Linked DNA regions of Homo sapiens: region 1 is linked to region 2. The links are chromatin loops, found by intact Hi-C in ENCODE. Cell type or tissue: tibial artery. All regions are shown on one strand. Links, peaks and the distances in the headings refer to the core of each region. The heading gives the core; the rest is flanking DNA.

Region 1 (8,298 bases), core at 1,949-5,948, 370 kb before region 2:
AGCTCGAGTTCGGTGGGACAATCACAGCTCACTGCAGCCTTGACCTCCCCAGCTCAAGCCATCTTCCTACCTCAGCCTCCTGAGTAGCTGGGATTATAGGTGCAGGCCATTATGTCTAGATAACTTAAAAAAAATAGAGATGGGGTCTCCCTGTGTTGCCCAGGCTGGTCTTGAACTCCTGGGCTCAAGTGATCCTCTGCCTCTGCCTCCCAAAGTGCTGGGATTACAGACGTGAGCCACCATGCCTGGCCTAGCTTGGGGCTTTTCTAAAAACTGAAACCCACTTTTTTCCGCAGTTCATTCATGCAGCCAGGGAGTGACTGATAGTCCTGAAGTTTGCATGAAGAATTCCAGAAATCCCTGCAGTAGTTCTAAAACAATACAACATTGGCTCGAAGTTGGCTGCTGACATATAGAAGGAGGTGGAGATGCCACTCCAGAGGTGAGGTCCCTGTGCAGTAAATGAAGAGGGAACATCCTGCACTGAGTCCTTCTTAACTCTCTGGTCCATGCCCCTTTGCGCTCTCTCTGGAGGCTCTTCTTTGAAACACAGGAAAATTGCTGCCAAACCTCACGGAGCTTGAGAAGGCTGATCAGAAGAGCAACAAGCCTGAAGTTTAGAATTAGGTTAAAGAAGATTTAGCTTTATTACCCTGAAATATATACAATGACTCAGAAAACATCATATTGCCAGGCCTGCAGGAATTAACAACTGGAAAAGAACAGAATGAATGAGTCACCTAAGAGGAGCACATTATTGTCACCAGGCAGGTGCCACTAAAGTCCTGTAAATTGGTGAAAAATTCCCCATAGAACCTTCCTTGCAGCTCATGCTAAAAGATGTTTCTGTGGGTCTCATCCACAAAACCCCACACCCTGACAATAAGAAACCCTTCTCGAGGCTGAGCGTCATGGCTCGCACCTGTAATTCCCACACTTTGAGAGGCAGAGGCAGGCGGATCACTTGAGGCCAGGAGTTCAAGACCAGCCTAATCAACATAACAAAACCCCATCTCTACTAAAAGACAAAAACTTAGCCAGACGTGGTGGTGCATGCCTGTGGTCTCAGCTACTTGGGAAGATATATCAGGAATGAGAATCGCTTGAACCCAGAAGGCAGAGATTGCAGTCAGCCGAGATCGTGCCACTGTACTCCAGCCTGGGCAACAGAGCAAGATTCTGACTCAAAAAACAAAACAAAACAAAACAAAAACAAAACGCTTCTCTAATGCAAGAATCCCCTCTACAGCTTATCAGTTCATAGGCTACACTTGAATACCACCAGCAATGGGGAACTCACTACCTCAAAAAGGAGTTTGGTCTATCGCCAGATTATTGTAATCATCCTAAAACGCCTCTGTTCCTCTTTGTAATGGACTGAAATCTGACTCTCACTACATCTGTGGGTAAAGCAATAGTAACTGCCTGTGTTTTCAGGGCCAGAATTGTTGCTGGATGAATATAGGAAGGCTTTTCCTTTCCATGGAAGGAAACTTCCTTCCTCTTATTTGCTGGTGCAACCAAACATTTAATTATAAAAGCTTCTCCAAGGCAATAGATGTTAAAAATTAAGATGAATACACTCATTGTTGCCAATAGCACAGACTGCTATTACTCCGAAAGTCCCAATTCATTACTGTATATTGTAACTGAACATTAACACTTGCATAACGACCTCAAGACCTGTCTCGCATGCACAATCAGTAGTCCTGACCAGGCTCCTTTATACCCAGGAAAGAAAGAGGGGGAAAAAAATACAAAACAGACGACGTGGGAAAATTGCCTTTCCAGTGGAAACATTGACAAACCTTTCATTACAATCATTCACTATACCTCACCTGATGCCACAATTGAATTCCTGAGCCCGGTCAAACGACAATGGGATGCGGTGGGAAGCAGGGGAGGAACTGGGGGCCCCAGTTTCCCCAAAACTCTCAACCTACCTGATCACTCTCCAGCGGCACCTCCTTCGTCCACTAGGGGATACCTGTCTCTCCCACCCCAGAATACCTGGGAGAGTTGGCTGAAAGGAAGGCAGGCACCCAGGAACCATTCTCCATGGACCCCGCTCCCCCACCAGGGACATCCAGGCACACTGGAGTCAAAGAGCAACTCTCAAATGGACCACGTCACCCCTGCTCAAAACCCTTCAATGGCTCCCATTGGCCTGGGGATAAAATCCCAAGTCCTGTGATCAAGTCCAGCCTAGCTCTCCGGTCTCCTCCCTGCCTCACACTTCCCTTCCCACCACCCTGGACTGTCTTTTCTCTGTCTCTCTGAACTCCTTCCTGACGCAGTGCCCTTGCACATCCTGCTGTTCCCTCCACACCACCCCATTCCCTCCTGGGCTGGCTGGTGCCCCCTCCTTTGTCAGGCCCCAGCTCAGAAGTCTGTCTAGAGCTGAGGGCCTTCCTGTCGGCTCTCGTCCTCTTCCCACCTACGCTTGGCACGAGGGGTCACTGTCTATTTGTTGGTTGCCACTTGCTGATTGTCTTGTTTCTTGACCATCCCATTCTGAATCATTCCCCTCTGCATCCCCAGCATCTGGCACAATGCCTGGTCCCAAGGAGACAAGCAATAATGATTTCTTGAATGAATAAATGAGAGTGTTACATAAAATTTCAGACAGTTCATGGAGCTCCTGAAATCCAAGGATGTCCCAGACTGACTTTGGCTTTCTAATTCTGGCCCGAGTTTCACATACATCCACAGGTTTTTGGAAGAAACCAGGATAGGGGTCTATCCTGCAGTCATCCTCATCTTTCAGATAAGGACTGGGAGCTGCTGAGAGGTGGTGGGTATATCAGTCAGGGCTCTCTAGAGAAACTGAACCAACAGGAGAGAGAGAGAGAGAGAGAGAGAGATGAAAGATAGATAGATAGATAGATAGATAGACAGATAGATAGATAGATAGACAGACAGACTAGATAAATGATAGATTAGATAGATGATAGATTGATGGTAGATTAGACAGATGACTAGATAGATAACAGATAAATTAGACAGACAGACTAGATAGATAGATGATAAATAGAGAGATGATAGATTAGACAGACTAGATAGGTGGATAGATGATAAATTAGATGATAGATTGATGATAGATTATGATAATAATCTATAACAGACAATAACAGATAACAGACTAGATAGATGATAGATTGATGATAGATTAGACAGATGACTAGGTAGATAGACGATAGATTAGACAGACTAGATAGGTAGATGTTAGATTAGACAGACGACTAGATAGATAGATAGATTAGACAGACAGACTAGATAGATGATAAATACATAGAGGATAGATTAGACAGACAGACTAGATAGGTGGATAGATGATAGATTAGATAGATGATAGATGATAGACAGACTAGATAGATAGAAAAATAGATAGATAGATAGGTAAATAGATAGACAGATAGATAAAGATACAGCACATATAGACAGAGACAGAGAGAAAGAGAGATTTTAATCAATTGTGGAGGCTGGGAAGTCCCAAGTCTGCAGGGTGGGCTGGCAGACTGGAGACACTTACTGAGCCTTCAGTGCTACGCCCTGTTCTGTGCACTCCCTCTGGCATTAACCCACTTAACCCTTCAACGATACTCTGGCCCATAGTACACATTCACTCCAACAATAACAAGGCCACTGTTATTATGATCTCCATTTTAAAGTAGGGGACACTGAACCCCTGGAGTGACTTACCCATGATTGTACCACCAGCAAGCATCAGAGCTGGGATTTGAACACTCTGGTTCTAGAACCAAGGCTGGGAACCACCACACTGCATTCCACACCCAGTCCCTCAGGCTCACCTTTCTACTGGGAGGCCCCGTGCAGAGACAAGGCAGAGCCTAGCATTCAATCTCATCTCTGCCACTTAGTAGCCATGTGACCTGGAAAAATCACCCTGTTCTATGCCCCAGTTTACCACTGCAACATGGAAAACATAACTCCTAGTTCTTAGGGGTGTTATGAGAATTCAGAGTGATCTTGGATGTAAAGCACTTAGAATATATAATTCACTTTTAATAAATAGTGGCTATTAATAATAATAGCAACAGTATTAATGGATGTAAAGGCCCTTTGTAAACTCTGAAGTGCCTCTAGACACGGCAATGGAGTCACTCAGGCCTGGGTTGAAAATAGGGTGACCAACTGCCCTGGTTTATCTGGGACTGTCCTGGTTTTAGCACTGAAAGTCCCATGTCCCCAGAAATCCCTCCGTCCCAAGCAAACCAGGTCAGTCGATCACACCACAGGCCCTGCTCCTTTCTAGCTGTGTGAATGCACTAGTCACTTTACCTCGCGGAGCCTCAGTTTCCTCACCTGTAAAATGGGGTTAAAGTTCTAAGCCAGTGGTCCCTGAACCAGCAACATCAGTATTGCCTGGGAACTTGTTGCAAATGCAGATTCTCAGACCCCACCTCAGACCCCACCTCAGATCTACTGAAACACCTTAGGGGTGTTTCCCAAACCCTCCTGGTGAGTCTGATGCCTGCCAACGTTTGAGAGCCTTGATATAAAGTACCTCCCTGGGGGCATTTCACAGGTTGTAGAGGGCTAAAGCCAGACCAGGTAAGCACCTGGCACGCTGTGAACATTCAGCTGCCAGTGGCCATCACTACCAACATTACAAGGTTGGTGGCGACATATTTACCGTGAAGGTGGAAACTGGGGTGAACGATAGGGTCCTCCAGTCCCAAGACTTCTCTCCAAACTGGAGCCTGACATTTGTTTTTTGCATCTAAAAGCTGGGCTAACTTCCTGCTTTCAGAAAGCTTAATTCCCTCATTCTTGTTTTGAAGATGAGACCTCTCAAGGCTGATATTGCCTCGCTATTGTTATGCACGTGTTGGTTAAAGTTTTAATTCAGTGCCTCCTAGTTGAGGGCAGAGGGAGTTTGGGGATCTGGGGCCACCTGGGTGGTGTTGCTTCTGGGCCCTGTTTTGACCCATTGGGTTAAGGCAGGTGCGATGATAATGATGACAACTCCCGTTTAATCGTCCCATACCCATGTTCCGGGTCCTGTGAAGTCACTGTGGGGCCTGGGTCTGCCTCTGTGTTCTGCGTTGCCCAGAACACTGCCTGGCATCAAATCAGTGCTTAGTAAGTACTTGTTAAATAAACGACTGCGTGTTCTGAGTGCATGATACACGTTGTCTTATTTAATTCTCATGACGCCTTCACGAGTTAGGTACAATCATCATTCTCCATTCTGCAGATGTAGAAACTGAGTCCAGAAAGCTTAGACGACTTGCTTAAAGCCCCCGACCATAAGAAGCAGGCCAGGGATTGAAAACCTAATTTTCTTTTCACGGAGGAGGGACTGCAGATGTGCTGGGCTCAGCCCCAATACTGCCGCCTCTGAGAAGCCTCCCTTGAGTCCCTGCCCCCTTCCTTCCTGCCCTCATCACACATTTTGCAGCCCGCTCTTTGGACCTCTCAAGGCTGACATTGCCTCGCTGTTTATACACGTGTCGGGCTGCGTGTCTCCAACACTGACCTGTTTATCTGTGCAGCTGAGTGTAGGCCTCCTGGTCCCAAGAGCCCTCCATGAAACCTGGGTGAATGACAAATGAACTCGCAGGCTCTGAGAAGGAGCCTGAGTTTGGCCAGTAAGACCAGAAAGTGAACACTCACTATCGAACTGAAATGAAGGGAAGGTGAGTGGAAACCTGGCCAGATGAGCCCTCTGGTTTCCGCAGCTGAAGGTCATGAGGCATTAAATGCCCAAGTCCACCTTTGGATCTTCTCAGAAACCACAGTCCACCCAAGGTGCCTCAATGCCCTTTGTGGGCTTGGCCCTTCCAGAAGACATCAGGGCTGAGTATAAAATTGGCTTCACCGGGTAACGCTGCATGCGTGTGTTGTGTTCCTGGTAATATAATGCTTTGTCTATGACTTTTTAAAACAATGAAAACGTAAAAGTGAAGGGCCCAGCCGCGAGGAGAGAGGTGACGAGTGGAACTGATAAGTTTGATTTCGTATACCTTTCTTAGCAAGTGGGGGAATGCTGACATCACCCAGAGCACCCCGAGAACAGATTCTTCTTCATCCCCAGGGCTGCCGGGAGTAAAGGGGCTGAACAGCCTCCACCAGCCCTCGGGTGACTTAAAGGATTTCCAATTTGTAAACAAATAGATTTAGAACAAGACTCCCCAATGGGAGAACTAAGTCAAATTCATTTTGTCAAGGAAATCATTGTCAGATATAATTTTCCCTAAATTTCCACAGCCAAACTCAACCTTGGCTATCAAGGCAAGTAGCTACAGGCTGGGCCCGTGGTGGTGCACGTCTGTGCTCCCAGCTACTTGGGAGGCTGAAGTGGGCAGATCACTTGAGCCCAGGAGGTTGAGGCTGCAATGAGCCACGATCATGCCACTGCACTCCAGCTTGGGTGACAGAGTGAGACCCTGTCTCAAAAAAAAAAAAAGTAGTTATAAAGGAACGTGAATGTTAATTTTTTAAAATCCCCACCTTACTATCCTTGAGGAAGATGGATCTGCCAGAATCACTTTCTCCCTTGTGTGATGCTTGTTACTATTCATCTGTTTCTTTCTTCCTAGATTGTCAGCCCCTTGAGGGAAGAATCCATGAAAAACTCTATCTTTGACCTCCATGTTCTCTGGTGCTCCCTGAGTTCTGTAGGCAGTAGCATCAAAATTGTGGCCCCTTGCTGAGTACGGTGGTTGTAAGGGGTAAATGAGAGAATCTTCCCCACATACGTGGCAGTATGCCTGGCAAATAAAGATTAGCTCACACGTATTATTTTAGTGATGAGGATAGTTAGGGTGACCAACTGTCTTGGTTTGCCTGGGACTGAGGGGGTTCCCAGGATGGACAGTCCTGGGTAAACTGGCACAAGTCGGTCGCCTTAGGGATGGGTGGTCATTGAGTGCCTGTGACTTGTCAGGCATGGTTGGTGCTGGGTAAATTAGATGGATTATTTCATTTAAACCTCACAACAGCCCTGTGAGCTATTTGTGATTATCTGCATTTTACAGAGTAATACATTAAAACTTTAAGTCATATCTTCCCAGCTGCTAGCTCCTTCTCCATCAAATACTGATTTTTTCAAACAAGAAAATGACTTCATTGCTGTTTTATTCCACTGCGGTAAATTGAATGCCCTTGTCTCCCAATTCTTAACCCTCCCTGCATACACACACTTGCCATATGACTTGGGCTTGGCCATGTGACTTGGCAAATGGCATGTGGACAGAAGTGACAGACCCAAGCCCAGGCCTTTTTTGCATGTTTCTGCTTATACTTTTTTTTTTTTTTTGAGACAGAGTCTCGCTCCATTGCCCAGGCTGAAGTGCAGTGGCATGATCTCGGCTCACTGCAACCTCTGCCGCCCAGGTTCAAGTGATTCTCCTGCCTCAGCCTCCCAAGTAGCTGGGATTACAGGGGTGCACCACCACACCTGGCTAGTTTTTGTATTTTTAGTAGAGACGGGGTTTCACCGTGTTGGCCGGGCCAGTCTTGAACTCCTAACCTCCAGTGATCTGCCCACCACAGCCTCCCAAAGTGCTGGGATTTCAGGCGAGCCACGGTGCCCAGCCTTGCTTACACTCTTAAGCCTCTACCAGATCCATGAAAGGACTGTGCCCCAGCCAACCTGCTGGTCCAAGAAGACTGAGAGACACGTGGAGCAGAGCTGTCTGCTGAGTCACAGACCTGCAGCAAGAAGAAGGGGCACCCAGCAAAGCTCAGCCCAGATTAAGCCCCAGCTGACCAGTAGATGGGGAAGGGATAATACATCATTGTTTTTAAGCTCCTGAGTTTTTAGGAGGTTTGTTACACAGCAGTAGCTAACTGATACATTCACCAACTTGACATAGGCTTTGGGGTGGGTAGATTTTACTGCTAAAGTCCTTTGATGAACTAAGCTTGTATATTATATCTGGCCAAGTATTCCTAATTGCTGGGTTCCTAATTTACGGGATGGTTGCTATTCCTTGCAGCGGGCATTTCTAAAGGTTAAAAGAAGGGGAGAGAAAGGAAAATGTTCACTGTGTGACCAGTGCAATGTTTGCTGGTTTCACATGTTCTCTTTGCTTGTTTATGTTGTGTGGCATCTATTGACCCTGAAGCCACCCCAGGCCTCTCTCTTCCTGGGAACAAGGACCTCAGACCTACAAGGCAGATCTAGGGCAGATGGTCTTACCAGAAGGGACCTTCATTGGTAGCTTTCCACAGGCATCATTTTCTGTACATACTCTAGGGCACAGAGGAGAGGGCCAATGATGAGCAACCTGGGATCCTGGCCACACTCTGCCATGAACTTGCTGCAAG
Region 2 (7,606 bases), core at 1,315-5,314:
AAAAGGTAGTTAGACCTTCTGAGTTCTACTTGAGATTCTGCTCACCTGGGACTGTAACTTCATCTATTACAGAATTAGAGATTACGCTCAAGTGTGTGTTAAAAGACCCAGGATTCCTCCAAGAAACCCTAATCTACTTTTTCACAGCATATGAATACTCCTCTTACCAGAATGTGACTCATCTTCTTGCGCCATCCCTCATGTACCCATAAACAAAGCAAAAACAAAAACCTCTAGTTTTATGTTTCTTTTGCATCAGCTGCTTCCCCAACTAGTCCCTAGGTAGATTCATTCATTCTTTTCTCAATCTCCCTTTCCCTAAACAAACATCTTCCAAGCTGCCACCAGAGGTATTATGCTAAATTATAGCATTTCCATGGACTCCCTACCAGCACTGGTTCTCACCTTAGCTGTACACTGGGAGAAATGAAGAGCTTTAAAAAACAAACAAACAAAAAACACTGAGGCCTAGTTCCTACCATCAGAAATTCTGACTTAATAGCTGGGACACAGTCTGAGTATTAGAGTTTTAAAAGCTTCTTGGCTGGGCGCAGTGGCTCACGCCTGTAATCCCAACATTTTGGGAGGCCGAGGCGGGCAGATCACCTGAGGTTGGGAGTTCGAGACCAGCCTGACCAACATGGAGAAACCCCGTTTCTACTAAAAATACAAAATCTTAGCCAGGCGTGGTGGTGCATGCCTATAATCCCAGCTACCGGGGAGGCTAAGGCAGGAGAATTGCTTGAACCTGGACCCAGAAGGCAGAGGTTGTGGTGAGCCGAGATCACACCATGGCACTCCAGCCTGGGCAACAAGAGCGAAACTCCGTCTCAAATAAATAAATAAATAAAAGCTTCACAATTGGTCTTAGTGTACAGTCAAGGCGGAGCACCACTGGCCTGGATGATAAAGGTCAAAAGACTTAGCAGTCCATACAAGCCCCTGCCTACCTCTTTGGTGTGATAGACCACTCTCCCTTAAATACCCAACCCCACAACCACACTCAACTGCTCAGTGTTTCCTGAGCAGCTGTGATCCTCCTAGATGCCTTTGCACAGGCTATTCCCTCTCAAGAGTTCTTTCCCATATCAGGAAAACTCCCACACATACTCAAGATTCAATGCAAAAATCATCTCTTCCATAAAGCCTTTCTCAACTCAGTGAGGACAGGCCACTGCTCTATGAACATGACTCACAGAGGCACCCCAGTCACCCAAGCAAAATTGCTCCTATTGGAGGCATTGGGAAGGGGTACAAAAGGCACCAGAACGGAATTCAGGGGAGTGGTAGTGGTCACCCTAGATGGAGTGTTAACCTTGGATACATCACCTCCTGCCCGGGGCCAAGCCCTGATTCTGTCCACCTCCCATAAGAAGGGCAGGAACCTTCCAACCTTCAGGTTAGAGCAGATCATTGGCATCAGACAACTAAGTGAGATGGGAAGGAAAGCAAGAGGGCAACATCCTTCTCAGGAAACCTCATCTCAGCCCTCCCAGTGCCCCAGGATTGGAGAGCTCTTTCTGATGATTAAACAGTTGTTTTCATATTAAAGTCAGCAATGTCCAGTCTGAGACGGGCACAACGATCCTCCAAAGTTTGGGGGGATTCTTTCTCCCTCCTCCCATTCTCCACTCAAGTTGAAAAATTTTGGAGGGATAGGGGTAAGTATATGCCTGAGCTCAGACATAATAACGACTCCAAAAAGGGGAGATGTCCATTCTTGTGTCCAGCATGAGCACTGGAGCAAAAGAACTGCCTGACAAGAGTTGGCTCCCTGACTCCTGGATGGGGCTAGACAATGTGTTGATTTTAACGTGAGGCTCCAGAGACTCTCTACCTTGTGGCAGGAAGGTTAGGGGGCCCCAGAGCTCTGCTTCCTTAGAACTCTTTTGGGGTTCTAGTGAGGGGCCCCAGCTCTCCCTGCCTCATTGGAAAATGGGCCCTCAGGGTTTTCTCTTCAGTAACCTGGGCTTGTTCCTCTCCTGATCCTCAAAGTGCTCTGCCTTTTCTAAGGTAGAACCTGAGGAAAAGATGACTGGGATTCATGTTCATGGTCATCTTTCAAGCCCTCATGTGAAGCAGACATCTGGCTCAGCTTGTTTGTTTAGCAAATTTATGAGGGAAGGATGGTGCATGAGAGACCAGACAGACTGAAGCATTCCAAGAAACTCTGAGTGCCTGACAAAGGCAGGTCTCAAAATGACAAGAGCATGTTTAGCTTTTCCTGCCCTCAGATACCTACCCCTCAGGGATCCTATCACCCCCAACCAAGCATATATTCCCCTTACCATAGAGACGGTCATGAACGGTGGTAACTGGATGTTTATGTGAAGTGCTCTGGATCCCTGGATCACTCTTGGCTTTCTTTTTAGCCTCCTGAAACCCACATCAGGAGGAACAAATTAGGATTTTTGGAAGTAAAGAAAACTTTTTTCAAAAGGAATATCAAAAAGAAGGAATTTAACATCTACAACCAGACAAGAACTTTTTATCTATAACCAGATAGAAAACAAGGAGACCCCCACCTTTCATACATCCCTTCCCATTCCAGGCTGTAGACCTCTCCCAGTCCCAGCAAGCCCCTCACTGCCACTCTACCTGTTTCTTAATAGGTGTTTTCACCTTCTTCTGTTGCTGCTGCTGCTGCTGCTGCCGCTGCTGCTGTTTCCTGTAACCTGGTGACCAGAGAGCCAGCTTGATCCTCTTCTAACAGCCCCCTCTCTCCCACTGGAATGCCTGCTGTGCCTTCCTTCACAATGGTGACTCCCTGGTAAGGACCAAGCCAGAGGGGCTGCTTCCTGAAACTATTGTTTCCTGAGTTCTACATGTGACCCTGTATGACTGTGGCCACAAATATAACTGAATTGGACCACGTTAAAGTATGAGAAATGTGGGCTAACAGAAAATGGTGCTTAGAGATCCAGCAGCAACAGCAAATCTACCTTCTGTCTTCAGGTTATGTAATTTCTTCAAACGTTCAGGATATCGCAGTGCTGGTCTCTGGAGAAAGAAAAAAGAAAAAGAAAAGCTCTACTGCAGGTCTTTCCCTTTCTCCAAATGTATCCCCCAAATGCGTTTATTCATCCAGTCAACAAGCACATTTTAAGAACCCAGTGTTTTGCAGCATTGTACCAGGGGCTACGGAGGAAGGGAAAAGGTGTGGGGAACAAAGTGCAGAAGAAATAGAGAACATGGCCAGGCATGGTGGCTCATGCCTGTAATCCCAGCACTTTGGGAGGCTGAGGTGGGCAGATCACCTGAGCTCAGGAGTTCGAAACCAGCCTAGGCAACATAGTGAGACCCTGTCTCTACAAAAAATTAAAAATTAGCCAGCCATGGTGGCGCACACCTGTAGTCCCAGCTACTCTGGAGGCTGAGGTAGGAGGATGACTTCATCCCAGCAGGTCAAGGCTGCAGTGAGCCATGATCAACCACTGCACTACACCCTGGGTGACAGAGTGAGACCCAGTCTCTCAAAAAAGAAAAAAAAAAAAAAAAGAAAGAAATAGAGAACATTGCTCTCTCAACACTTCCCCATCGACTGGCTTTTACATACATAGAGCCCAGCCTTCTCTGGGGCATGGGTTCAGAGTGGAAAGGCAGAAGGGAGATAAGGAATAGAATGTCAACTCTTCCAGATTTGAGGAGAGATGGGTTTGAATTTTCACATAGGCTTCTTCCCTGCTGTTTCCTAGCTCTTACTTCCAGGGTGAGGCGGTGTATAGATAGAAACATCTTAGAAGAAATCACACTGTCAGGTCGGTTCTTTTCCAAGGGAAGATTCTTTTTCATCATGGCCAATTTTATCTTCATCTCTGGACAGAGCATGGTTTGCTTTCCACCTGGCAAAAGTCTGAAGGGGACAGAGGACAGCCAGACAGTCAGCAACAGCTCTTCCCGGAAAGCATGGCTGAGGAGAAAGAGATGTAAAGGGCTCCAAGAAATTTCCACTTTGGGTCTGAAAAGGCCTGTACCAACAAGTGTTCATTTGGTAACACTTTTCTGATGCAACTACGATCATCATAGCTGCATATACTCAGTGCTGATTCTATGTCAGGCTCATGTGCTTTTACAACACCTGAGAACAGATATTACTCCCACTTTGCAAATGAGGAAAATGAAGCTTTAAGAGGCTAAATACATTACCAAAATTCATATAGCCAGTTAAGTTTCAATGTAAAATTCAAAGGTCATCTCACTGCAGACCACATATTCTGCCTACCACTTATTCATAATTCACCTATAAAAAGAAGACAGTGATAGTGCCTACCTCCTAGTGCAAATTTAAATGAAAGTACATGTGATATGCCTAGCACAGGGCCAGGCAAATGGTAAGTGTGACAAATGGTGGTGGTTATGATGGTCATCCCTGCCTGTTGGTAAGTCCAAGAGTTCAGTAAACAAATCGGGGTGATAGTTTTCTCCCAGTCCTACTCAGAAAAAGCACACTGTTTAGACCCATCCCAGCTTCAGTAAAAAGCAGGTGCTCTGGCTCTCCCACAGACCTACATGATACTTACTCCTTCAGTAGATCCTGAGGTAACGCTTCGGATTGAGCCCAGAGAGGTAGGAAATCTGAACTGAATTGTTCAGACAATTGCACTGGGGTTGGGGGAGGCACGATCATCCCTGGTGTTCCTACTCGTGTTCCTGCGGACTGATTTCCAGAGAGACCCAGAAATGACTTGCTTTTCTGGAAGAGAAACAATGGAAAGAATTCTCCAAAGCATTCTTTTTAGCCTAGTCCTTTCCATCAACATTCTAGCCTCTCAACACTACCCTGGCATGTACTCCAGCCATGGTTGCCTCCTCTGAACGATGAGGGCCGCCACATGTTTCCCTCTCAAGCTCCCAACTCTGTTGTTGTATTCAGATCATACAGGGATTCGTTGTTTTGTTTCATTTTCCAGAAAGGTCATTCGTTTACTCACTCAACAAACTGAACAAAAATTTATTGTCTAATTATGTGTCAGGCACAGGGCTAGGGATGGGGATTCAGCAATGAACAAAATGAACCAAGACACTACTCTCATGGACATAGCAGTCTTACAGTGACTTATCCAAGGTCACATTTACTCATAAATGGTACAATTAGAGTTAGAAGCCCAGGTCTTATAACCCCTAGTCCATTGAAATTCTATATGATCACGTTGGGGATTCGTTTTTAATTGACCAAAAACTCCCCCCCTGAACACGCAACAGTTCCTCCTATTATCTCAAGGTGCTCTTCATCTCCCTATAGGAAGGAGACAGAAAAAAGGAGTCTCTGAATAGAGAATGGTTTGGTTAATTATTCCTAAAGAAGGGTTTTCTTTAGCAGATTTGGATCATTTCAGGAAAGAACGGGGGTAAGGTGGAGGAGACCTGAAAGGAAAACAAAATAAACTCTACATAGCAATATTATAAAGGTTTGCACAAAAACATCAAACTCACCACTGCCGAGTTCTTTCTTTTCTTCTTCCCATGCTGGCTGGAGAAAAACAAAACAAAACAAAACAAAACATGCTTCTCAGCTGGACTTGAAATAAGAGTAAGCACAACTTATTCCCAGATATCTTAAACAGAAGCTCCAAGGATATTTGTGAATGATGACCACAAAGATTCCTATCTTTGATCAGTACTCAAAGATAGCTGGTTGGGAACCCAGCAGTAACTGCTGCCCAAGTACCTTCTGCTAAAAAGACCCCCCATCCTCATATCTAAATTAGGTTTCCCATTATTCTCTCAGGCAATCCGGTTACCTACTTTCATAGCATGAATCCAAATTAGAAATGATATATGTAGGTGTGGTTATGTCTGTAATGGCTGACTCCCCCTGACAAGGCTCCAACAGGACAGGGACCAAATCTATTTGGTTCACTAAATCCTCACTGCTTGACACAGAGATGTTTGGTAAGAAGTATTTTTTGCTCTGACCTCTTCCTCCTTGCCTGGGACGTGGATATGATAGCTGGATCTCTAGTAGCCAACTTATACCTTAAAAGCAGCCATGAAACTCCTTAGAAGTTGGAATCCATGGGCTAAGGATGACGGCCCAAAAAGCTAGAAGGAGCCCTGGTTTCTAATTATCTCATGGAGCTCACATGACCTAGCCTGCCTACTTCTGAGCTTCTTTCACACGAAAGGAAATAAACCCTTAGGGTTGTTTTTCATTTGTTTATACCATATATACACACACACAAATGCATATATATAGAGAGAAGCACTCACAGGATTATTTTTTAAAAAGAAAAACAAAAGAAATAAAAAGAAATTCTTAAGTTTCATCATCTCTAAATGTCACTTAAGAACCTGAAAGCCTCAAGGATCAGGAAAGAAGAACCAAACACTTTCCCCATGGTTGTCAATATTAGCAAGCCTTTGGGCCTTCACCAAATGGTCTTTGTCACACTCTTTTGTACACAAGTCCTATATGCTATTGCTTTTGTACACTGTACTAGGCCCTGGGGTTGAGAACAGAGATTCACATGCTTCACTGAGAACTTTTTCACTTGTTGCAAGTGGCTAATAAGAAAAACTAAGAGAGAGCATTTATTTCTTAGTCAAGCCTTATAAGTAAGTTGAGCCCTATCTTGTATGCTATTTACTGCCGTGTAAAATTTGATATGGAGAAGTCCCACAGCATGAATCTCAAAATGCATTACATTAAAATTCCAGTGTAGCAAAAGGCAGATGCAACAGACCACGACCTTCTCTGCTTGGCCTCCTGCTACTTGCAATGAGCTGGCTAAATGGGAGATCACAAAAAGGACGCTGCAGAAGACATCAGGGATTTATAGAGTCAAAGTCCTCTGAGTTCCAGATATGATACTCACCTCACATGTATCTCTGTTTCTTCTGGGATCCACAATACAACCATATTTCTAACATCTTCAGGGCAGGGAAGTTGCGTCTCATTCAAATTCAACACTGGAAACTAAGAGAAAGATATAAAGCCTATGTATGGCTTGAGGTGCTAAGCTCCTATATCAGATTAAGGATATGCTAAGCAAAGAGTCTGGTGGCACAGAAGATGATTTTAAGTTTCCCATCTTCAAGATATCTTCATAATATTCTCCCAAAAAAAACAGACTACTCCATCAAATATCAGTATAGGTATCTGCAAGAGTGAGTATTAATAAGCAGATAATCTCCCCTGCTTCCCTGTGCCATTAGGGTAGCATTTAGCAACTCCCAATCCAATCCCATATGAGGGTGCCCTGGGGCTTACCTACAGGAACATTACTTATCCTGCCCACTCCACTCCAAAGACTTAGATCCCACAGACATTACAATCTGCAGTTTGGGAGCAGGAAGAGAACTGATAGAAACAGAAGCAAGGTGTTTTCTTTTACAGTCTGACTACAATTATAGGCATTTATATAAAAGTCAAAGGCTAACTCTTCTCACATTTAGCTATTTAGGATCCTAGAACATAGTGCTCAAGGAAATCTTATAAATCACCTAGTCCATATTCCTGGTAAGATACACACACGAAAAAACTATTCAAAATAAGGTTGTCCCTGTGAAGACAAACTGATGGACTTGGAGGTAATAGGAGAGATTCCTTTTTATTATAAATCCTTTAATGCTTTTTGAATTTAAAAATCATGTTCATACATTATCT

What was found. Hi-C counts contacts between places; a loop is a spot of excess contacts. Peaks named below come from ENCODE experiments on the same cell type or tissue, not always from the same donor. Only the 100,000 strongest peaks of a DNase experiment are listed, where the experiment ranks them.
Region 1: a loop joins it to region 2, with 4 times the contacts of the local background. A loop is called at or near these places in 1 of 110 quality-filtered maps.

What each region holds. Positions count from the first base shown.
Region 1 is chr9:113,790,930-113,799,227 of GRCh38, reverse strand. No RefSeq gene overlaps it. Among named protein-coding and RNA genes, the nearest start is that of ZNF618, 81 kb to the left of the region's middle. RefSeq lists silencers at 1-167, 6,850-7,060 and an enhancer at 4,091-4,979. In tibial artery, for the core only: no CTCF peak of the experiment used is centred there; a DNase peak (open chromatin) is centred at 3,777.
Region 2 is chr9:113,420,413-113,428,018 of GRCh38, reverse strand. C9orf43 (chromosome 9 open reading frame 43) reads right to left here. Exons shown (of 14, transcript NM_001278629.2): 5 at 6,816-6,916; 6 at 5,434-5,470; 7 at 4,521-4,693; 8 at 3,703-3,853; 9 at 2,943-3,000; 10 at 2,599-2,675; 11 at 2,289-2,376. Among named protein-coding and RNA genes, the nearest start is that of C9orf43, 13 kb to the right of the region's middle. In tibial artery, for the core only: no CTCF peak of the experiment used is centred there; no DNase peak of the experiment used is centred there; H3K27me3 peaks cover 409 bases.